2 separate regions of the Homo sapiens genome follow, and region 1 is linked to region 2. Evidence: chromatin loops called from intact Hi-C (ENCODE). Cell type or tissue: CD4-positive, alpha-beta T cell. All regions are shown on one strand. Each heading gives the region's core, and the rest is flanking DNA. Links, peaks and the distances in the headings are about the cores only.

Evidence for each region. Hi-C counts contacts between places; a loop is a spot of excess contacts. Peaks named below come from ENCODE experiments on the same cell type or tissue, not always from the same donor. Only the 100,000 strongest peaks of a DNase experiment are listed, where the experiment ranks them.
Region 1: a loop joins it to region 2, with 5 times the contacts of the local background. A loop is called at or near these places in 6 of 110 quality-filtered maps.

The regions. Positions count from the first base shown.
Region 1 is chrX:39,767,271-39,778,862 of GRCh38, forward strand. It overlaps LOC105373177 (a long non-coding RNA gene), which reads left to right and starts at 6,861. Exons shown (of 2, transcript XR_949024.3): 1 at 6,861-7,183. RefSeq lists enhancers at 5,097-5,729, 10,677-11,178. In CD4-positive, alpha-beta T cell, for the core only: no CTCF peak of the experiment used is centred there; DNase peaks (open chromatin) are centred at 4,921, 5,461 and 7,071; H3K4me3 peaks cover 1,609 bases; H3K27ac peaks cover 3,659 bases.
Region 2 is chrX:39,850,448-39,862,039 of GRCh38, forward strand. No RefSeq gene overlaps it. Among named protein-coding and RNA genes, the nearest start is that of MIR1587, 19 kb to the left of the region's middle. RefSeq lists enhancers at 2,868-3,162, 4,911-5,030, 5,301-5,380, 7,482-7,982. In CD4-positive, alpha-beta T cell, for the core only: no CTCF peak of the experiment used is centred there; DNase peaks (open chromatin) are centred at 4,564, 4,904 and 5,454; H3K4me3 peaks cover 2,109 bases; H3K27ac peaks cover 2,030 bases.

The DNA.
Region 1 (11,592 bases), core at 1,291-9,290, 83 kb before region 2:
CTGTGTCTGGGTGGCTGCTTTCAGCTCTGGGGTGGGGGTGGGGGCGGGATGGGGAGGAGAAGAGAGACAACCCAGAGATTTCAGTCCCGGAGCACAGGCCACATGAGCTCCGTTTCCACTTCATTTTAAAAATGCATCTACCCTCCTTCTTTCAGGCATGCAGATACTGAATTATAGGCTATTAGCCCTGGAAGGCACCTTAAAAATTATCTGTTCCACACATTTCCCCTTGCCCCCTGCACACACACACACACCCACCACACCACGCTGTTCACTTTATAAACCAAGGAACAGGCTGAGAGAGAGAACAGGACCTGCCCGTGTGGCACAGACCTGGAACTAGAATTCACGGCTCCAAACCACGAGGCCAGTCCTTTCTCCGACATTGCACAGCCTCATAAATGACGTAAGATTTTGGCATCGTAACCATCTGTCTCAGGGTAAGGACCGGTGAAAAATAAAATTGCAAATTCTTTTCTATTCCAAACCATCACTTGATTAAGTGAGGGGATTGAGGCCACCGCAGCTGCCCACTTCCAGGGGGCTTGGTTCACACTGGTTTCCCTGGAACTGGCACAACCCGACGATCTGTGGCAGAATTCTTGTTTGTTTTTGTTTTCAAAGACTCCTTGAGAAATCCTAGAAGTAGTGTGGGGTAAAGAGTGGAAGCCTCCCATTTTCCATCAGCATCACAGACAATTCCTCAAAGATGCTCCCTGGATTGAGGCTGCTCCTTTGCCCAAGGAATCTCTCCCGCTGCTTTTCACGACAACAAACTGCTTGGGATACAAGGTCCTTCAGTTACTTGGGACAGACAAGGAGCTGGAACAAACATCCCCTACATCTCCATGGCTTAATGGAATGTGCAAAAGGCTTATTTCTTGCCCACTTCACATCCCAACCAGGCATTCCAGCAACAACCTTCCATGGGGTGATTCAGGGACCCAGGCTTCAGGCTTCTTCCATCCCGTGGCAAAGAGCACTACCAACTTCAATATGTGTCTTCCAAAGTCAAAGTAGAACAGAAACAGAAAATGGAGGATCCTGAGTGGAAGATTTTTGGTTCAGGCACATCACTTCTACCTACTTTCCATAAGCTAGAACTCAGTCACATGGCCCTCACCTAACTTCAAGGAAGGTTGGGAAATGCAGTCTAGCAGGGAACCTAGGAAGCTGGAAAAATGGGTGTGGCAGGAACAGAGTAACCCTACCAGTCTTCAGTGTCTTACTATTGTCTTATTAAAAGTTCTTTTGGGCCGGGCACGGTGGCTCACACCTGTAATCCCAGCACTTTGGGAGGCCGAGGCAGGTGGATCACAAGGTCAGTAGTTCGAGACCAGCCTGGCCAACATGGTGAAACCCCATCTCTGCTAAAAATACAAAGAAAAAAAAATTAGCCAGGCATAATGGTGGATGCCTGTAATCCCAGCTACTCGGGAGGCTGAGGCAGGAGAATTGCTTGAACCCGGGAGGCAGAGGTTACAGTGAGCCAAGATCACGCCACTGCACTCCAGCCTGGGCGACAGAGCAAGACTCTGTCTCAAAAAAAGTAAATAAATAAATAAATAAAAATAAGTTCTTTTGGTTGCATGAGACAAACTAGCTTATGTGGGGCAGGAAAATATTGGATGGAGATGACCAAAAAGATGCTGGATACCTCACAGAATCCAAAGGAAAGCTGACCAAGCAGATTCAGGAGGGCCACATGAGGGAGTGGAGACCATCAATCACTTCTCATTCTATAGGACCCCATGGTTTTTGACTGTTTTCCTTTGCCTTCTTCATTCATTCAACAAATATTATTGAGCACCTACCATATGCTAGGCCTGGCTTCACAGCAGTGAACCAAACAGACCAACTCCCAGTGCTCCTGGAGCTGACATTACGCTCAATTCTCTCCCTGCAAACTGTTTTATTTCTTCTTTGTGCCCATGGTCCTGAGGATCGCTTTGTCATTGTGCTGGATATAATGGTGCTGGCACTTCCAGTCCTCCTCTTGCAGGGCTGTGGAGGGGCCATGTTGTCCTGTGGCTTCTCCAATTGCTATTTCTGCCCCTCTCCCCAGCTGGTGACCCCATCTTCTACCTACAGGATGCCTGGACAACTGGTTTATGCAGTCACTTGTGAGAGAGGGGATTCCTGTCCATCATTCAGACCAAGTGCCTTACTTTGGGTTCCCCTAAAAGCAGACCCAGAGACAGGATTTGGGTGTCAGTGGTTTATTTGGAAGTGAGCCCAGGAAGCACCAGTAAGGAAATGAGAAAGTGAGATGGGGAGAGGAGAAAGGCCAATAAAGGGTGAGTGTTTGAGCTGGTTACTACTGTGGGCAACTGGAGCACAATGCTACCGCACACTTCTGAGAGACAGCATGGAACATATTTCTGAATTGACCCACCAAGGGCAAAGAAGCTCACTATTTCTCCATCAACTCTTTGATGGTCATTGCTTGAGGGAGGTTAACTCCCCTACAGCTCCAGGCCTGCCCCACAGGCAGCCAATCACAGAATGCCCTCAAGCAGAAAGACTTAGGAAGCTAAGAGTGGGGCAACTAACAGTTACCGATACCCAGAGACCAAAGCTCAGTTCCTCCAAGTGTGGTCCAGGACCCTCCACTCAGAAATCACTAGTGCATAATGCATGCATAAAGTGCATAATGCAACTCATTATGTACTTCCCCAGCTCCACAGACCTTCGGGTTCAGAGTATCTGAGGAGGGACTGTAGCAGACACTTATTACACACTCTCTACGTGAGTGATGCCCATCAAAGATTGTGACTCAAGAAAAACATCCAGGCTGGGCGCGGTGTCTCATGCCTGTAATCACAGCACTTTAGGAAGCCGAAGCAAGTGGATTGCTTGAGCCTAGGAGTTCGAGACCAACCTGGGCAACATGGTGAAACCCGACCTCTACAAAAAATACAAAAATTCTCTGGGCATGGTGGTGTGTGCCTGTAGTCCCAGCTACTTGGGAGTCAGAGGCAAGAGAATCACGTGAGCCCGGGAAGCGGAGGTTGCAGTGAGCCGAGATCACGCCATTGAGCTCCAGTCAGGGGGACAGGAGTGAAACCCTGTTTCAAACAAAAACAAAAACAAAAACATCCAAATTCCCCACCATGGCCCACAAGACCTTCCTGACCTGGCCCTGCCTATCAATTAGACCCTGTATCCACCTCTTCCTCTCTCCATATTTGGCACCCTCTGATCCAGCCACATTGGCCTTTTTGCTGAGCCCTCCAAGCATGGTCCAGCCTCAAGGCCCTGGCATTGGCTTTTCCCACCATCCTATGCGCCTCTCTCTTCCCCATCTGCCTCACCTTGTCTGGTTCTCTACTCAAAAGCCCTTCCCTGACTACCTTGTCTTAAATGGCCTCCCACACACTCTCCTTGTTCAATTTGACATCTCTCTATGCAAGCTATAGGAGACATTCATTCACTTATTTGTTTGTTGCCTGGCTTCCCCACTAGAGTGGAAGCATCCTGAGGACAGGGACCTTTGCTGCTTTGCTCACCACTCAATCATCTTGCCCAGAACTGAGCTTGGTACATTGTAAGATGCCCAGGAAATATCGGGGGAACAAACAGATTTCTATTAATTCTATGTGGGTGGAATATCTGAGTACCTCCACCAGCTTCACGATTTAACTTTAGGAGTAGTCACCTCCTCATACATGAGGAGGAAATTGGACACAAGGGGCAAGGGTGGTTTTTCCAAGGCAGCAGCCTCAGACTCTAAAAAAGAAAGCCTTTAAAACTACTTCCAACCTCACCTCACACACCCCATCAGCCCCCCAAGAACCCACACCTAACTATCCACTGACCTCTGGGACTCTCAGGTCAGGCCTACGAAGAGAGACAACGTGAAAACCAGGAACCTAGGATCTTGAGCTGGGAAATTGGGCGTGGCGGGGGAGAAGGGGTGGAAGAAGCACACTGATTTAACTCTGTATCCCCAGTCCAAAGCACCCGCAATCAGGAGTCCATAAATTAGAATGAACCCATTCTAAGCCCAGCTCAGCCTCTGTTTCCTCATCTGTAAAATGGGTACAGTACTTACCTGTGAACATTGTTGCAAGAAGTAAGGGAGTTCATTAAATTCACATGGAAATACTTAGCATAGTACTTGGTGCATGGTAAGTGCTCAATAAATGCTATCTTAGGATATCTTAGGATTCTTTTTCCTCTTACTATAGTGCACATGGCACAGGGCCTGGCACAGAGGAAGCCCCGGAAAAGGAAAGGTGGTTTTGACCTGGTCCCTGGGGTCTCTCAGGTTTGGAAGAACCCAACAGTGAAGTGGTAGTTACCACCTAAGATGAGCACAGCGAGAGGGGTGGGGAGACCCTGCCCCAGAACCCCAAGGAAAGAATCGGTGCTAACTTTACTGCTCGGGCCTTTGGGAGGATGAATGCAAGTTGGCCGAGCCACTATTCTGGTATGCTCGCACTGCAGTTCCCAAGGAGAAGGCTTGGAAAGGCTCTTACACAATTGCCATCACCCAGCAGGGCGATTTCTTATATGTACTTCACCAAGTCCCCACTTAGAAACTCTATGGAAAAGGAAGACAATTCTCACAACCTCCATCATTTCCATCTGCAACCTTAGAACTTCATACTCACTCATTTTTATGAACATTGCTCTTTGATCCAGACCCCTCAACAGGAAATTTGGGGCCAAGACATGGCCCAACTTTGTCTTTTATTTGCCCCTTTTCTGGGACCTGCCACTTTGTCGTGGTGGTCAGCTAAAAGTGGGATTTGGCAAGATCTCACAGGGGAAAGATTATGAGATTTCAGTTGCTTCTTGTGTTTCAACCTCCTTTCTGATCTGGGAGGGGGAGAAAAAACCAGCCCACGTGGGCGACTCAGAAAACAAGCCGAGATAAGAGCTTATTGACAGGCTGGGCTAGCAGGCCCTTCATTCACACCGCTTCAAAGACAAACACTTTCCGTTTGTCGATTTGTTTTAGGCCTTGCAGAATCTGCAACTCTGTGGCCTTGACTCTAAAAATAAATCTCCTGCTATAATGACGAGGCTGTTGCAAAGAGGAAGGCATGCAGAGAAGGGAAGACGGAGGGAGGCAAAGCTGAGAGCAGGCGGGAGAGAAACCGAATACCCAAACAGGAAGAAGGGACATAGGGAAATGGCCCTGGCTGCTTCCTCCCAACCAACAGCCGGCCCCGTTGCAAAAGCCAGCAGCACCGGGAGGATGCAGCCACCAGGGCCTGGGGTTTATTAGAACCCAACCCTGCAGGAGGACTGCAGGCCTATCTAGCCATTTTGCCCTCTGTGACCCTGCTACTAACTGTGGTCTACAGACTGGGCTGATCAGCTGCCTCAGTGTCACCTGGGGGCTTGTTAGAAATGCAAATTCTCCAGCCCCACCCTCGACCTGCGGAACCCGAATCTGCATCTTAACAAAATCCCTGGGTGATTCATATGCGCATTAGTTCGAGAAGCCGGGGCCGGGTCCCTGGTGTTTCACCGAATGCAGCATAGATGAGTCAAACAGCCTCTTAATACTTCTCTCTGCAAACAAGAGGTGAGCTCCTCCCCCACTGAGGGCCTTACTTCGAGAACTTTGGATAGAGGAAGATAGAGGCATCAGTTAGGTCTCTTGTGGAGCGCAGTTCATTTTGTGAGAATATTGCATTCCCCACCCACCCCCAGGATCATTAGGAATTTCTGACCCATTTTATGATCATCCAACATTCACACGGATGCAGGGTGCAAACTCATTAAAGGACTCGTTACTCCAAGGGGTCTCTCTTGGAATTGTCCTTTGGGTTCTTCCCTCCCACCCTCATTGCTTTGTTTCTCCTTTTCTGTCTGAAATGTTTCCCATCTCCTCATCTTTTTGAAACTCCATTTCATGGCCCTGATGCTGAGATTTTGATACATGCTGACACCCCCTCCCTCTTCATTCTCCCCTCCCCTTATGTCTCACTGACATATTTCAACTCCCTCCTACTGTTCTCATCAGTTCTCTGAAGAGACCATCTTTTCCTCCTCTCTGCCTTGGTGGTCATAAACTCGGTTATTTAGTGTGGATTCTGGTTCCCCTCGCTCCTGCCGAGGCCAGGCAGGTGAACAATCAGGCCATTGTTTAGATGTGGAGCAGGTGACAAATAGTTATGGTTGCTCTTTGTTGTAATTCTAAATAGTGGCTGTCACTCATCATTGACTATAAAATGTACAAATGTGAATGATAAGAAAGAACATAACTGTGCCCCATCTTATCAAATTTATTTTAGCTGTGCTTTAAAATCAATTTAATTTGTAAATTATTCATGGCATGTAGCAACTATTACAGACTTGCACTACCAAAACCTATGCTTTAAAGATTGTACTAACTTTTTCAAGGCATTCTGTAAATGCTTTTTATTATTTTTTATTATGGAAGTAATGCGTATCTATTTTAGAAAATGTGGATACTACAGATGAGCAAAAATAATTATTTTATTATTGTCACCTTTAATCCTATGACCAAGAAAATCACTGTTAACATTTTAGTATATATCATTTCAGTCTTTTTTCATTCTATACATATACACACTTACATGGACAGCTCTCTCTCTTTTTTAGTGTCGTTGTATGTGCCAGGTTGTCACCCAAAGTGGCCGCCATCAATTCCTTCCCCCCTTGTACTGGAGGCCTTCCCACCCACCGCGTTCTGGAGCAGCATCAGGTCTGCCCTCCAGAGCCAACTGTATGCATTCTTTCCGACTCTGCATTTGGTGACATCCTGTTGATAGCTTGAGATCAGCCATGCTAGAAAATGCTACCAATCAGGGTTTTGTTTTTGCTTCGTTTTTTTTCCAAGTCATGCGGTTGTTAAACATTTACCAGCATACTGCTTTGTCGTTAGATGCCCAAGGCCACCTTCGTGGGCACACGACCCGAGCAGTCACACAGGACCCTGTGATCAGAATGGCCTCACTTGGGTTTAATACTCTGCTGTCTTCATCTTAAAATTCTTAATAATTTAATGTTTGAGCCCGTGCTTTGTAAGTGAAGTCTGATGGAACAACGGAGCATGCGCGTGAGTAGAGGAGATACAGACGATACGTGTGTCTGAGTTTTTTGTGGCTCCATTAGCATATGGTGTTGATGATGCCCCCTGAGCACAGAATTCTGGTGAGCCCACAATGCATGGGAGTTCAGCGAGATTCAATGCCAGTACAAGGTAAGCATTTTATATCTATGGAGGAAGTGGGGAGCTGACAGCCCTGAGAGGCCACACTTTCCATTTGAAACAGTACTTGATTGAGACGCAAAAAAAACAGAAGGCGATGATGGCATTTGAAAAAAACACAAATGACCAAGGCACCCTCTCATATTTTTTCTTGTGTTACTTCCATGTCTTAGCCAACCACTTACACTAAAAAGAGTGACATGGAAGGAAAGGGAAAGATAAAGCAGCCCATAATCTCTTTTCCTTCCAGTCCTTTCTGACTCATCGGTAAGCTGAAGGCACAGTCTTGGTAGAATGCAAGCATAGCAAGAAGTCAAATAAAACAGTTTCCACTGTTCGGGTAAGAACAAAATACATATGCATGTATGAGCTCCGAAACACAAATTGTGTAATTTCAGTGATTCTGCATACTAGTTAAATGCTCTTATATTTGCATTTAAAACTGACATTGCACAATATATAGATAAATGGTACATTCATGTTAATAATTTACAATTTTAATTTTTCTTTACTTAGAAGCACATTAAATAGTAAATAAACACCATAAGTCAAGAGAGAGCACATGGGAGAAAGAAAAAAGCTTTATATTCCAGTGCCTGCTGTGGTTCAAATGTTTTTGTCTCCTCCAAAATTCATGTTGAAACTTAACCCCCAATGCAACAGTATTGGGGGGTGGGGCCTTTGGGAGGTGATTGAGTCATGAGGGCTCTGCCCTCATGAATGGGATCAAGTGCCCTTATAAAAGGGCTTGCGGATCACATGAGGCCAGGAGTTTGAGACCAGCCTGGCCAACCTGGTGAAATCCTGTTTCTACTAAAAATACAAAAAATAGCCGGGTGTGTGCCTGTAATCCCAGCTACTCGGGAGGCTGAGGCATGAGAATCCCCTGTACCCAGGAGGCGGGGGTTGCAGTGAGCGGAGATCCCGCCATTGCACTCCAGCCTGGGTGACAGAGCAAGACTCCATCTCAAAAAAAAGCCAGGGGGGTTGGGGGTGGGCCTTGATGGAGGGAGTTTGTCCCTTTTCACCCCTTCTGTCCCTTCTACCATGTGAGGACACAGCGTGAGGATGCAGCAATAAGGCATCATTTTGGAAGAAGAGACAGGGCTGTCACCAAACATCAAACTTGCCAGCACCTTGATCTTTAACTTCTCAGCCTCCAGAATTGTGAGAAATAAATTTCTGTTCTTTTTTTTTTTTTTTTTTTTTTTCTGAGGCGGAGTCTTGCTCTGTCACCCAGGCTGGAGTGCAGTGGCATGATCTCGGATCTCAGCTCACTGCAACCTCCGTCTCCCGGGTTCAAGTGACCCTCATGCCTCAGCCTCCCTAGTAGCTGGGACTACAGGCGTACACCACCACATCTGGCTAATTTTTGTATTTTTAATAGAGTTGTTGGCCAGGCCGGTCTCGAACTCCAGACTTAAGGTGATCCACCAACCTCAGCCTCCCAAAGTGCTGGGATTACAGGCATAAGCCACCGCGCCTGGCCAAATTTCTGTTCTTTAAAAATGACCCAATCTCAGATATTTTGTTACAGCAGCAAAAACAAAGATGGAAACTTGAATGGCATTTATTCTTGTTTAGTTTTGGTTTTGTTTTTATCATGGGACCCTTCATTTTTATTTTGCAGTGGGCCTCTCAAGTTGTGAAGCCAGCTGTGACCATGCCACTTCCCCCACTGAGGGATGGAGTCTATTCCTCTGCCTCTTGAATCTAGTCTGGCCTATGACTACTTTAACCAGTAGAATTCCATAGAAAAGGACTATGTCAGTTGCACACTTCACCTTGAAGAGGACTGGAGGTTTTCACTTCCTGCCTCTTGGAGCCCTGAGCCAGCATGAATAAAGTCTAGGCTACTCTGCTGGAGAGAGGGACATAAGGGTGTCAGACGTGTAAGGGAAGAAGCCACCTCACACACCTCAGCCCTAGCTGCCTTCTAACTGCAACCACCTGAGAGACCCCAGGCAAAAACCACCCAGCCAAGCTCTGTTGACCAACAGAATCATGAGAGATAATAAGAAATAACAATTATGTAATGCCACTAAGCTTCAAGATGACTTGTTCAGCAGTAAGAGATAACTAGAACAGTGTCCCTCCCCTTTTATAACCTGTGTTTTTAGATTTCAAAAAGAAAATTCTAGATTTATTTCTTCCAGGAAATCATAATGCTAAGTAGCAAATACTATGACGTAGTAAGAGATAACTAGAACAGTGTCCCTCCCCTTTTATAACCTGTGTTTTTAGATTTCAAAAAGAAAATTCTAGATTTATTTCTTCCAGGAAATCATAATGCTAAGTAGCAAATACTATGACGTAGTAAGAGATAAGTAGAACAGTGTCCCTCCCCTTTTATAACCTGTGTTTTTAGATTTCAAAAAGAAAATTCTAGATTTATTTCTTCCAGGAAATCATAATGCTAAGTAGCAAATACTATGACGTAGTAAGAGTAGATCTCAAAGTGTTGTGTGCCTGAGATTTATTGGGCTGGGGCGGGGGGATGGGGGGATGCATTAAAAGTGCAGCTCCAGCCGGGCTAAGTGGTTCATGCCTATAATCCCAGCATTTTGGGAGGCCTAGGCGGGCAGATCATTTGAGGTTAGGAGTTCAAGACCAGCCTGGCCAACATGGTGAAACCCCATCTCTACTCATAATACAAAAATTAGCCGGGCTTGGTGGTGGGCACCTGTAGTCCCAGCTACTCAGGAGGCTGAGGCAAGAGAATTGCTTGAACCCAGGAGGCGGAGGTTGCAGTGAGCCGAGATCACACCACAGCACTCCAGCCTGGATGACAGAGAGAGACCCCGTCTCAAAAAAAAAAAAAAGTGCACCTCCTCTGACTTCAGACCCCCAGATTCAGAGTCAGTAAATCTGGGGTTATGGCCAAGGAATCTGTATGTTTACAAGCCCCCACATGATCCTAAGGCAGGCCTTTGGTGAACCATAGTTTTCAGAACACTGTTTCAGGGAGTACCAGTCCATGGTGGCAATGGGATATTGTTTTCAGTGTCAGAAGATTCCTATAGCTGCCCCACATCGAATTTTAGTATTTGATGATGGCCTGGGTGGGTTAACTGAAATAAAGATGGCCTGCCCATCACAGAACTTTCCTCATCAGACATTTGAAAAACAACAGAGAAAGCAAAAGACAGACTACTGTTCTTACATGTTGAACAGAAACTTATTCGGTCAGAGTAAGTGTACTACTCATAGAAGCATACATGGGAGTTGAGAGAGAGACTACCAGTTTTCCGCCTGCACCAGTCTCTTCCTTTCTGTCATCATTGCCAAAAGAGACATGGGTGGCCCCAAAATGTCACTGGGTTTCAGTTCTTCAGAGGGAAATGCTTCTCCTGGCAATGACAGAAGTGCAAAAGGGCAAGCCCAACCACGCAACCACATTTCAAGCTAGAAGGACAAAAGGAGGAGATGGTAGAAATACAACCCAGAAGCTGAGGCCACCTGGCAAAAGCTGGCACCACAGAGGAGCCCCAGCTGCTGCACGGATGCCACTCAGTGCAGAGAATGGGGAAGAGTTACCCTGGCGTCCTCCTGCATCTGGCCCCACTGACTTCCATCAGTGTCTCCCATTGGCCAGGCATACCAGGAAAGCAGAGGACATGGGTGCTGGGGAAATGGAGTTCTCTGTTGAGACAAAGCAGGGTGCGAAAGGGCAGGCATGGATCTGGGAGCAAACAGGTGACTGCAACAGCATTCACTTGGCCCACATCTGTCTGCACATCCAGGCAAGGCACTGCCCAAGCACTTTAGCGGTCACTGTCATTGCCCCACCCCTATCCCCTTGGCACTGACTGAGCCCAGGAAGAAGCATCTTACTGGAGACGCTTGCAGCTCTGCCTGAGGTCGTTTCCTGGCCACAGGAGCCTGCTCGGGCTGCCCACTGGGCAGGCTGAAGGCTTGGGGAGTTGGCGTTCTGGGAGTAACCCTTCATCAACAGTGTACAGGAGTTGGTGGCTACTTACTGCAGCTTTCTCACCCCTCCAGGTCCTCAGTGGGACTGGGTCCCAGCTGCTCACAGTTCTATCTGCTCATTAGTCAACATTCTGCGTTGACTTCCTCTCCTTCCTTTTCATACCCACTCCCATTCCAAACGAACTCCTTGCATGGGTTTGTCCAGGACCTAACCCTAGGAGAAGCCAGTCTAAGACAAACACCCCAACTCAACTCACAGCCAGCATTCGTGCCTTGTTGCCAGCATGCCCCGCAGCAGCCCAGAACCAGAGTGGTGGCAGTAAACCAGCCCCCAAGGCCAGAGAAGGCAGGCCAGGGCTGGGCCTCCCTGTATCCCTCCCTGGGATTTACAACCCTCCAGCCCTATTTGGCTCCTCCCACCCACGACAGAACATCTTCCCTTTCTTTCCTTCCAAGACAGGAAGAGCAGG
Region 2 (11,592 bases), core at 1,361-9,360:
TCCTTTTCTTTGTTTCACCTTAGCAGAGTCGAGACAGGCAGATAAAAATGTCTTGCTTTGTTAAAGAATGAAGGAGGAGCAGAAACATAAGGGGCATAAAATCATGTTCATGAGTGAGGCACGTCTGGACACACAGGGGCAACTTTGATTCCAGACCTGCCTCCCGGAGTCAGATAAGGGAGCTGAAGTGCCAGCCAGTGGCCTCAGCTTTCTTAAGTCCTCCTACTCCAGCTTTGGACAAGCCAATGCCATCTTCCTCCAAGAGGCAGGCACCATCTCTTTTCCAGGGCCTGCGGGGAGCAGTTCCCCTCTCCTTCTGCCTCAAGGATGGCACCTCCCAGCTTCCCTAATCTCTCCCCCTTAGTGTGGGGGTGCAGCTAGTCTGTGGATGATTTGCAGGACAGTGGTGGTTGACAGCCAGCAAATAATAGAGCTCCCTGGGTCTGTGTTATCTAATCCACCTACCCCTGGAGCTTCCCTTAGCAACTCACTCCGGAAGCACCCCTCCCCCCACACCATCTGGAAGTGGTTTCAGAAAAACCTACTCATTATTGTTAAAAAGCAACATGTAGGCTTTTGCAAGATACAGTTACAACAGCAGCCCCTAGATTGTAAGTTCCCGGAAGGTAGGGATCTTTCCCTTGTTTGCTACTGTGTAACCATCACCTGGCACATAGTAGGAACTTGATAAATGACTTTCAAATAAATGCAGAATTAATAAACTCACAATCAAGGTCTTCCAATTATTTCTGCATAACAAATTACTCCAAAATTTAGCAGCTTAACAACGGTTTTATTATGCTCGAAGTTTCCATAAGTCAGGAATTTGGACGGGCCAAAGCATTGTGGATCTCTCTGCTCCACAATGTCTGGGGTCTCAGTTGAGAAGACTTGAAAAGAGCTGGGGGCTGGAATCATCCAGAAGCTTCTTCATTCACACATCTGGTACTTAGGCTGAAATGACTTGGAGACTGGGCTCAGTTGGGACTATGGATCTCTGCACCTATGTGTTGTCCCTTCATATTAATTGGGCCTCCTCTCAGCATGGCCGGCTGAGGGTAGTCAGAGTTCTTACATGACAGCTATTCAGGGCTTCAGGGCAGAAGCTGTGTGGCCTTTTATGACCTAGCCCTTTCATTCTCTTAGTTGAAGCTGTCACCAGCGTATCCAGATTCAAGGAGAGAAGGACCCCGCTTCTCATTGGAAGGAGTGTCAGGAAACTTTGGGGTCATGTTTTTGAACCACCCCAAAGGGTGAAAGATTAGAAAGCTCTAATGATGTTACATTCATTCCTTCAACAGAATTTACGTTGAGCATCTACCACATGTTAAGCTCTGGGTTGAGTGATGTGCAGGGATTTAGTGGTGAACAAAATAGACATTGTCTCTGCCCTCATTAAACAAATAGATACACAAACAAATGCATAATTACATATCATGATGAGTGCTATTAAGCTGGGGGTGGGGAGTGCCCTGAGAAAGAACAGGGAGACTTAATTTAGATTGCAAATGTCTTGCATACAAGGTTTTGTGTGCAAGCAGTTTCTTTGGGAGGTGATTCCAGGAAGCATCAGTAGGGCAATGAGGACATGGAGAGAGAGCCAGGGGGGCAGTCAGAGGCCGTATTGATAAGTAGGCTCCCACCCATTTGTCCGCATTTGTTGGGGCAAATGGGGCTGGGTCCTGCAGGATACCCCTGGTTGACAGTGTGGAACACACCTCAGATCATCCCTCCTGAAGGATGAGGAGGCTGGAGCATTTACTTACGGAATCCTAACAGTCAGAGTTGAGGGTGTTAGGGAGGGCTGCCCACTCACGCAGCCAAAGAGAGCCTCAGGCAAAGGACACCAAGTGCTGGCAGAAGCAGCCAAGAGAATGGGGAAGGAGCCTGCCCAGGGGTCAGGGAAGCCCTCCATGAACAAGTGATCTTCTTAAAGAAGGAGTTCAAGGGTCAAGAAGTTAGGATTTCTAGATGGTTCATAGATTTTTCTGTGTTATATGTGGATTTTCACCAAATGCAACCCTAATGCCAGCACTTAGCACAGTGCCTTAGATAGTAATATGGTTTTGGTTTTCTTCCTGTGTAATGATTGTCCCCACTGACCACCCTGCCCCCACCTGCCCCTCTCCTTTGTGACTAATGGAAAACATTGGCAAAATTGCCCACAGGCAGGGAGGCAGGTAGGCAAGGTGGGGAGAGAGTTTTCCCTTTGTGTGAGTTAACTGCCCGGAGTTGCGGGCGTCACACCCCACCACTCTGACCTCAGCTGAGCTTAGTGAGGCAGAGAGGCTAGCCTAGCTTAAGCTGTCACTAAACAATTCTTGGGGGAGATCTTTCATGCCTAGTCAGTTCCTCAGGAGGGGAGTCTGTGTAGAGAAATCCAGTGAGCAGTACCCTTGTTGAGGGATGGTCACATTAGCCAGACACATGGCTCTCTGGTCCCGGCAACCTGAGAGAGATTCCCAGAGACCCCTCGCAGTTCCTCAGCACAAGCTTTGCAACAAGCTTTGCAACACCAGACTCCACGGAACAGCAGGTCTGCGGTGAACTGGAAGAGACGCTACGAAAACACTAATCAGCCACCGCAACTGGGGGGAAAAAAATCAGTGAGCAACTGGAAAAAAAGCATTTTTACAAAGACAGTATAATACTCTTTCATTTTCAAATAGCTAAATAGAATTTCTGTATAATTTTCAAACAGTGTTTGTCTTAATGACTCTTTGAAAGCCTCCTTTTTCCAATTTGACTGCTACTGAATACCAAGTAGATGCCATGCCCTGGGTGAAGCATTTTTTGTAAGGTAAAAATCATAATAATGACTGCCTGTGTAGTGACTTTCAGCGCTTGACACAGTGCGTAGCTAAAGCAGGAACATGGTCCCTAGCCACTTGTCGACATATCTCTTTTTTGTGCACTCTCCTGCCTTTGGATTCTCAGCTGCTCTCCCACCCATCCCCAGGGCTGGCCTAAGTCACCGTCACCCTGAGGACAGCAAAACAGTATGTGGGGGAGGGGCGGGAGAGGGAGAGGAGGGGGAAGAGAGAAAAAGGGAAGGGGAGAAAGGAGAGGAGACAGAAAAGGGCAGGGGAGAGGGGGGAAGAAAAAAGGGAGAGAATGGAGAAGGGGAACAAAATGGAAAGGGGGGAAGAGGAGGGTGGGGAAGGAGAGGAGAAGGGGAGAGGGATGGAAAAGCAGGCAGAGGAGAAGGGAAAAGAGGAAAGGAGAGAAGGGGGAAAGAGAGAAGAGGAAGGGAGGGGAGGGGAGAGAATTCTTCTGGGATGGAAAAGGCAGGAAGTGAAATTCCTAACCCAGTGATAAATAGAATCCCAGCTGCACCAAGAACAGAGCAGTGGTAAAATCATTCAAACTCTGAATTCCTGACAGTGGAAAATAAACTCATCTTTGCTGGTGAATGGAAATTTAGGGAAGGCAACCGGGTGTGCTCTGGATTCCACAGCCCCATCCCTGGTAGAGGGCACAGAAGCATTGGAGGGTTGAGAAAGGGCAACTGGCAGCCTTTGGGCCAAGTTGCTTTAAGTCCAGAGAGGCTGAGAAAAGCAGCTCAATGCTGCAGAAGAGAAGGTGGAAGTTGGAAGTAAGAAAATGAAAGAGCCAGGTGGCCCATGGTGGAGAGGTGCCCAGAGCTGGCGACAGAACCCAAGGAACCCTGGTTCCTGGGGTGACCTTGAGAAAAGACCCGGCCAGTCTTAGACAAGGTGATGAAAGGAAGGAAGAAGGCTACTGAGCTGAAGAGAACAAAAATATTTCCCCAACCCCATCCCGCTGGACAGTGAAGCATCTTCAGGGCCCCTAGCCTGGGTGCCGGACAAAAGACTTGGAGGTACTGGAATATTGGGTCTGTGCCCCAGCCCTATCCGTGCCCAGTGTTGGGCACCCCCAGAGGCTAAGCTTGGCCAAAAGCTCCTCAGGCTTCCTCATCCCACTTGTTCATGGGATGGTTCCACCCATATGAAGAGTAAGGCCTGGGTGGTGCCTCTCCTCCTGACTCCAGCCTCCTTCCCCGGCCCCAGTCCCATCCATACAGGGGTGCTGGCCTGGCCCCCTCTGGTGGGAGGACAGATAAGCAAAGGGGTGGTGGGGACACTCTAGATGCTTCACCCACATCCCCTCGGGCTCCTTCCCCCACCCCATATAGCTTCCCCTCTCCTAATTCCCACAGCCTGTGCCTGGGACTCTTTGCAGGCCCGCCCGGGGCACATCCCCCTCAGAGCCAGAAGTACCCAGGAGTTTCAATCCCCACACTCACGGTAGCTCCTAGCTGGTGCAAGGGAGCATGCAGGTACAGTGCTCTTGCCTGGAGTCAGGACAGGCTCTGAGTTGACACTTGCCCTCCAGAGCTCCTCCTTTGGGAGGTCATGAGGTCATGAGGATGGAGCCCTCATGAAGGGGGTCAGTGCCCTTATAAAAAGCGACCCCAGAGAGCTCTCTCTCCCTGTCTCTGCCATGTGAGGGCACAAGGAAAAGTTGGCAATCTACAGCCCAGAAGAGGGCCCTCCCCCAAACCCGACCGTGCTGGTACCCTGATCTCGGCCTCTCAGCCTCCAGAACCATGAGAAGTACGTGTCTGTGGTTTATCAGCCCCCCCGCGTGTGGTACCGTGTTACAGCAGCCTGGATGGACTAAGACCCTTCTGCAGAGGGACTTTGTCTGAAACTGGCTTCCTCCCCTTCTTGGTCCTGCCCTTCCATACCCTTCCGTGTTTCTTGGGAGCACTTCCTTAATAAATTGCTTCCACACGAATCCGCGTCTCAGAAGCTGCTTCTGAGAAAACCGAAGTGATGGGGCCCCTGGGCTGCACAGTAATAACAGTTGTTACAGACGGCACCTCCTCCAACCCTCAGAACCAGACGGCCACAATGGTATTGACTGCATTGCACAGAGGAGGAAACGGAAACCCAGAGAGCAGAAGGGACTTGCCCAGGATGGTGGAGTTGGTGAGCAGAGCAGCCTACATTAAACCCAGCTCCAAAGCCAGCCCTGGGTCTTTGATGCCCCACAGAAAATACATGGGAGGAGCCCTGCAGCTCCTGAAAGGAGCTAACATCTCCCAAGCCCCACTTCCAGGGGCAATCTGGGGCCAGCCAGGTACTTAGATGGACAGATGACCAAGGAGAGACCACTCAAGCCCTCAGTTTGAGAATGCATTCCTCTGCGTTCACAGGCTTACCTGGAGCCAGTTCCCCAAAGCCCCACTGGACTTTTTAAGCCCCCAGAGGCCTTCAGACAGGAACCCACTGAGTCTTCAAACCCCCAATCTCCATGGGGTTAAAACAATCCCCAAAAGGCAGGACTTACTAGGAGTCGTTCAGAAACTGGCAAAAGCACCCTCTGAATAAATGTTCAGGGTTCCATCCGGAGACGCCCACGGTGACTGATGAGTCATCAGATAGCCAGCTGTCGCCACAGAGTGCTATATATAGAAGCTGGAGGGGTGCCTGGTACCTAAAGAAAGGGGAGGAGCACACACCTAGTAGGTGGGGTCTCAGCTGGGAGGCAGGCCTAGAGCACCTGGAAACTGCACCCTCAGCTCCCTCTGCCCCCCCAGCAAAACAGAATCTGGGTCAGCAATTCCCCGGCACAGAATGCCGCGTGAACTGGAAGCAAGCAGCAACAGGGCCGGACGTGGGCCATGCCAGTGCATTCATGATGATTACTGCTAATGATGGTAATGGGAGAATAATGGCTCAGTGAACTTCCCGCACATCACCTCGTCGTCTTCCCATCAGACATACACACTGAGGACGCGCTTGTATTGCTGCCATTTAGACAGCCGAAACAGAACTTCCAGACCTCAGGCTTGGTAGGCTGGGCCTGTGCTGTCCAGGACAGGGGCCACTAGCCACATGTTTCTACTGAACACTTGAAATGTGGCCCGGCCAAATTGAGATCCTCTGTCAGCATAGAATGCACACCAGACTTTGAAGATTTAGTTTCAAGAAAAGAATGTCAAATACCTTGTCAATAATTTTTTCCTGGTTTCATATTGAAATGATAATATTTTAGATACATCGGGTTGATCAAAATATATGATTAAGTCAATTTCACCTGTTCCTTTTTACCTTTTTAATGTGGCTTCTCGAACATTAAAATTATTAATACATATGTGGCTCACATTTGTGGCTTGCATTATATTTCTATTGGACAGTGCCGGGTTGCAGGCTGGAGGCCAGAACCTTCAGGAAATCCTGGCTATGCCCTCTCCTGACAAATAAAGCCTGCTTCCTGGTTCAAGGCTGAGAGAGGCCAGGGCTGCTCTCCAGACAATGCCAGTGGCCAGCTGCAGCTCCATGTACCGATCACAGAAGGTCCAGGTGACGCACAAAAGCCCCTGAGGGTCTGTGAACCCCAAACTTGTCCCTTATATCTTCTGAAAATGCACAGCTTTCCGGGGGAAAGATGATGAATTCTCCCTGGCCCTGTCTTCTGCCTTCCCCACTTAACCCCCAAGAGAGCTCCATGCTGTGTGATTGCATAATGAGGCCATGGAATAAGGCCACTTCACAAATGAAGCAGCTCTTTCCCTCACATATGCAAACAGCAGAGAGAGGCAAAGGAAAGTAGGGAGATGAGAAACAGAATGAGAAATGCAGACGAGACAGGCAATTCACACCAAGAGAGAGAAACTGTATCCCAGAGACAGACACACAATGTCACACACACTCTGCTCACTGACACCTGGGGGGAGGGGGAGAAGGGTGTGTGTGTGCACGTGTGTGGCGTGTTCATGTGCATGCATGCATGTGTGTGGAGCTAGAGAGCACTAGAGGCCGGGCACGGTGGCTCATGCCTGTAATCCCAGCACTTTGGGAGGCCGAGGTGGGCGGATCACCTGAGGTCAGGAGTTTGAGACCAGCCTGCCCAGCATGGTGAAACCCTGTCTCTACTAAAAATATGAAAATTAGCCAGGTATAGTGGCGTGTGCCTGTAATCCCAGCTACTCGGGAGGCTAAGGCAGGAGAATCGCTTGAACCCGTGAGGCAGAGGTTGCGGTGAACCGAGGTCACGCCACTGCACTCCAGCCTGGGCGACACAGTGAGACTCTTTCTCAAAAAAAAAAAAAAAAAAAACAAAAAAACAAGAGAGCACTAGAGAAAGGTTCTAGAACGAGGCAAATCGAACAGAACAGGGAAGAGATGAGCACAGGAGGCGAAAAGAAATGGAGGTTCGGGGAGTTGACAGCCTCCATTTTGTAGCAAGGCCTGCCCTTTCTTTCTATGTCAGTTTAAATTATTTACATCAGGACAATGGAAAGAATATAGATAGCAAAATAAAAAATGCGTCGGGGCCAGGCAGGCCCAGGATTCATGTGTGGTGGAAACAGAGTCCAGGGAGGAGGAAGGGCTGCCCGCCCTGCACCCAGGAGTGGGCTGGGCTTTGGGTGGCTGCAGTCAGGGCTGCTTTTCCAGTCACTCAGTACCTACATCAAGTCCAGAGTGTTGACAGAGCTGGAGCCAAACTGCACACCCCCAGGGGCAGACCTGGGACATTTAGGGAGCTGTGTGAGTCAGACAAGGCCTGGGGACACCCACAGACCACAACCCCTCTGGGGCCAGGCTGAGGGCTGCCTGGTGTTCGCCTGCTCCCAGAGAGGCTGACACTTTGTGCCAGCCTCCTGCCTATCCTGAGCTGACCCTTCACTGGCAAGTCCAGGGTCCCGTGGGTGACCATCAGTTAATCAAATCAAAGCAGCCTTCTGTGCTGCCAGGACAGGATGGGGAGAGGTTCTCCCTCCCCTTCCTAGGTAATTAGGAAGTGACTTCTGGAGGCCTGGGCCCACCTTGGTCACCTCACCTAAAGGAAGATTCTGTCACAGGGATGCAGGACGAATGTATCAGTCTCCTCAGGCTGCTGCAACAGAAGACCACAAGCTGAGTGGCTTAAACAACGGATATTTATGTTCTCACAGTTCTGATGGCTGGAAGTCCAAGATCAAGGTTTGGTTTCCCCTGAGGCCTCTCTCCTTGGCTTGCACACGGCCACCTTATTGCTGTGTCTTCACACGGTCTTTCCTCTATGCGTATACCCTGCCAGTGTCTCTCGTGGGTCCACATTTTCTTCTAGGGACACCAGTTGTATTGGATTAAGCCCACCCTAATGGCCTCATTTTAACTTAATCACCTCTTTAAAGGCCCTAACTCTAAATATAGCCACATTCTGAGGTCCTGGGAGTTAGGGCTTCCATAGATGAATGGGGTGTGGGGCACAGTTCAACCCATAGCAATGAAGTACCAAGAAAGACAAGGCCAGGTTCACACCAGGATGGGGAGAACAGTTCAGGGCCATGACCCTCTCAACGTCTGATAATCCCACTGTCTCCCTGCCTGTGCTTAGGGCCTCCTCCCAGTAAAGCTTATAGAAACCAGAGGCAACATTTCTGCAGGACAGGGGTTTGGGAGAATGTTGTTCCCATGGCTGGTAGTTGCTGTCTTGCCCAGGAGCAGGAGTTGTGTAGCCCCAAGTCCCAGTTCAATGCCTGGCCCAGCAGGGAAACTCTGATGGGGGCAGAACAGAGGCCATTAGGCAAGGCTCTGTGTCCTTACTCATTTAGAGTCTTATTGTCAATGGAAGTGACTCCAGAATAAATTTGGACTTCATTCACAGAGAGTTGAGGCCCTCGCAGATTTAAAAATAATAAAAGAAAAAGGCCGGGTGCAGTGGTTCATGCCTGTAATTCTAGCACTTTGGGAGGCAGAGGCGGGCGGATCACTTGAGGTCAGGAGTTTGAGACGACCAGCCTGGCCAACATGGTGAAACCCCGTCTCTACTAAAAATACAAAAATTAGCTGGGCATGGTGGCAGGTGCCTGTAGTCCCAGCTACTCGAGAGGCTGAGGCAGGAGAATCGCTTGAACCCAGGAGGTGGGAGCTGCAATGAGCCAAGATCACGCCACTGCACTCTAGCCTGGGCGACAGAGGGAGACTCTGTCTCAAAAAAAAAAAAAGAAAATAAAATAAAAAAGAAGGAAGGAAGGAAGGAAAGAGAGAGAGAGAAAAAGAAAGAAAGAAAGAAAGAAAGAAAGAAAGAAAGAAAGAAAGAAAGAAAGAAAGAAAGAAAGAAAGAAGCCAGGTGCAGTTGCTTACACCTGTAATCCCAGCACTTAAGGAGGCCAAGGCAGGTGGATCACTTGAGGCCAGGAGTTCAAGACCAGCCTGGCCAGCACGGCGAAACTCCATCTCTACTAAAAATACAAAAATTGGCTGGGTGTGGTGGTGGGTGCCTGTAATCCCAGCTACTAGAGAGGCTGAGGCAGGTGAATCGCTTGAACCCAGGAGGTGGAGGTTGCAGTGAGCCGGGATCACACCATTGCACTCCAACCTGGGTGACAGAGCGAGACTCTTTCTCAAAAAAAAATTAAAAAATAAAAATAAAAGTTTAAAAAATATATGACTTCAGCCCCAGGTATAGTCTGGAGGCAACTGCATGAGACAGAGAAAGAGAGAGAGAGAGAGAGACAAAGATACAGACAGACAAAAACAGAGACAGAGAGAAAAAAAAACTAGCTAAGAGCAGTCAACCCCCAGAAGAGTGAGAGATAATAATAACATGGTAGTCGTGTTTTTTGTCACTACGTTTTGGAGTGATTCATTATGCAGCAATAGATAACTGGAACACAGGCCAAAACACAATTGCGTGGGCACACGCACACACACAAGGTACACAAAAATCCTCCTTCACAGGACCTGTTTTGAGGCTCCTGGCAGCCAGCCTAGGTGCTGGTGCTCACGCCACAGACTCTGGGGCCAGCCTGCCAGGATTCACACCCCTTTCCCACCACTTCTTAGCTGTCCAGCCTTGGATGGGGAAACCAACACCTCTGCCTCAGTTTCCTCATCTCTGAACTGGAAACCATACTGGAGCCCTCCATCTGGGATGGCTGGGAGGATTAAATATGCTAACCCACATCAAATGCATGGGGCCATGCCAGGCATGCAGTCGGCACTTGATAACTGTTTGCTGGAATGATATGACTCAACATCTGCCTTTCTGCTTCCTAACAGGTGGGCTGAGAAACACGCCATTTCCGGCAGACACGCCGCTGACCATCTTTTTCCATCACACTGAGGTCACCAGCACAGCCTCACACTTATTTGTTTTGTAAAAATGTCAGCAGCTGGGCCAGGTCCCCTCCCCCAGCCCCTGTGGAAAGTCAGCTCCCTCTCCCTCTGCAGGCGCTTCAGATCTGTCCCTGCCACTGTCATCTCCCGCCTTTGCCTTGCAAACCACAGATTAGCAGAAGACAAAACGCTGGCTAAGGGCTGACCTCAATACCTGCTTTTAAAGTCCCTTGGCCTGGCCCAGCCACAGAGCTGTGGGACACAGGATGAGCAGGAAGCAGACAATAACAGTTGGCTGGGCTTGCAACATCCTCTTGCCTCTCCTTTTGTGGGATGGCTAAATGGTGCAGCTTTTGGGATGCCCTGGTGCCTCCTACGCATGGAGGACCCACTTTCCAGAGGCAACTCCCACAGCCAGGAGGGGACAGGATCATGACAAGGTGCTTGCGGCTTTGCCAAGTCCTCCTCACTGCCCTGGGCTCCCCCAGGGTACCAGCGGAGCCAGAGGCCAGGTTCTTCCCATGAGGAAGCAGGGGGTGGAAGAGAATAAAGTCAGCAGAAGACCCCTTTTCTGTCTAGTCAAGGCCCGCCTGGCCTCCAGAAAGGTCTCCTCTGCCTTTTCCTCTGGGGCAACCCCTTGATTGTGCCCCATACTAAATCCCCTGTCATGGGCATTCACGCTCCTCTGACTTTCCAGCTGTGTCACTTTTGGGGGGGCTATTGCCACCCGTGGGCCCTGTTTCTCACTCTCCATTTGTGGTAACTGGCTGCCTTACCCAGCAACACAACCCTCCCCTCCCCTTTGACCCTCACATCTCCCTCCAGGTGGCCTCTGCCAGACCTAAAGCAGGTGCCCGGGCATCTCCTCTCCAGCCTTGTTGGGCTGCAGGATGCACAGGATTTCGATAAGTTCTCCAGCTCTCTTACGCTAAGTAATCCCTGCCCCAATCCCTTGGGTCACCTTGAAAAACCATTCTTAGTCTCTAATGAACCAATTGGTTCTTTAGAAAAGACACCTGGAACTTTCTTTGCAGCGATGAGCCATGTTTGTCAATGGGAGCACTATTCATATTTGGGCCTGGACAAATCCCCATTGTGTGGGACAGTCCCTCCCCCATTGTTGGATGTTAATTGTCCTTGGCCCCCTGCCTGCTAAACTCCAGTAGCACCCTCTAGTCATTGTGACAGCCAAAAATGCACCCCTATTTCCAAATGCCCCCACCCCCAGGTGGAACAGTCCCTGAATAGGGAAGCACCATTCATCTCAGGATAAAATTCTTTCTCCGCCACAACAATCACCAAGCAGCATCTCCCTGCAGGATCAGTTATGCGCGCTTGATCAGCCCAATCTCCCTCATGTTATGCAACCCAGAGTCAACGCCGCTGCACAAGTCTATTCTGTTTCTGCATTCACAGGCTCATACTGTGAGCAGGGACTCCAAAGTACGCTGAGGAACTCGGTCCCTAAATCTATCCTCTTTATTATAGATTGTGTGTGGGTTGCCCCTGACAGATA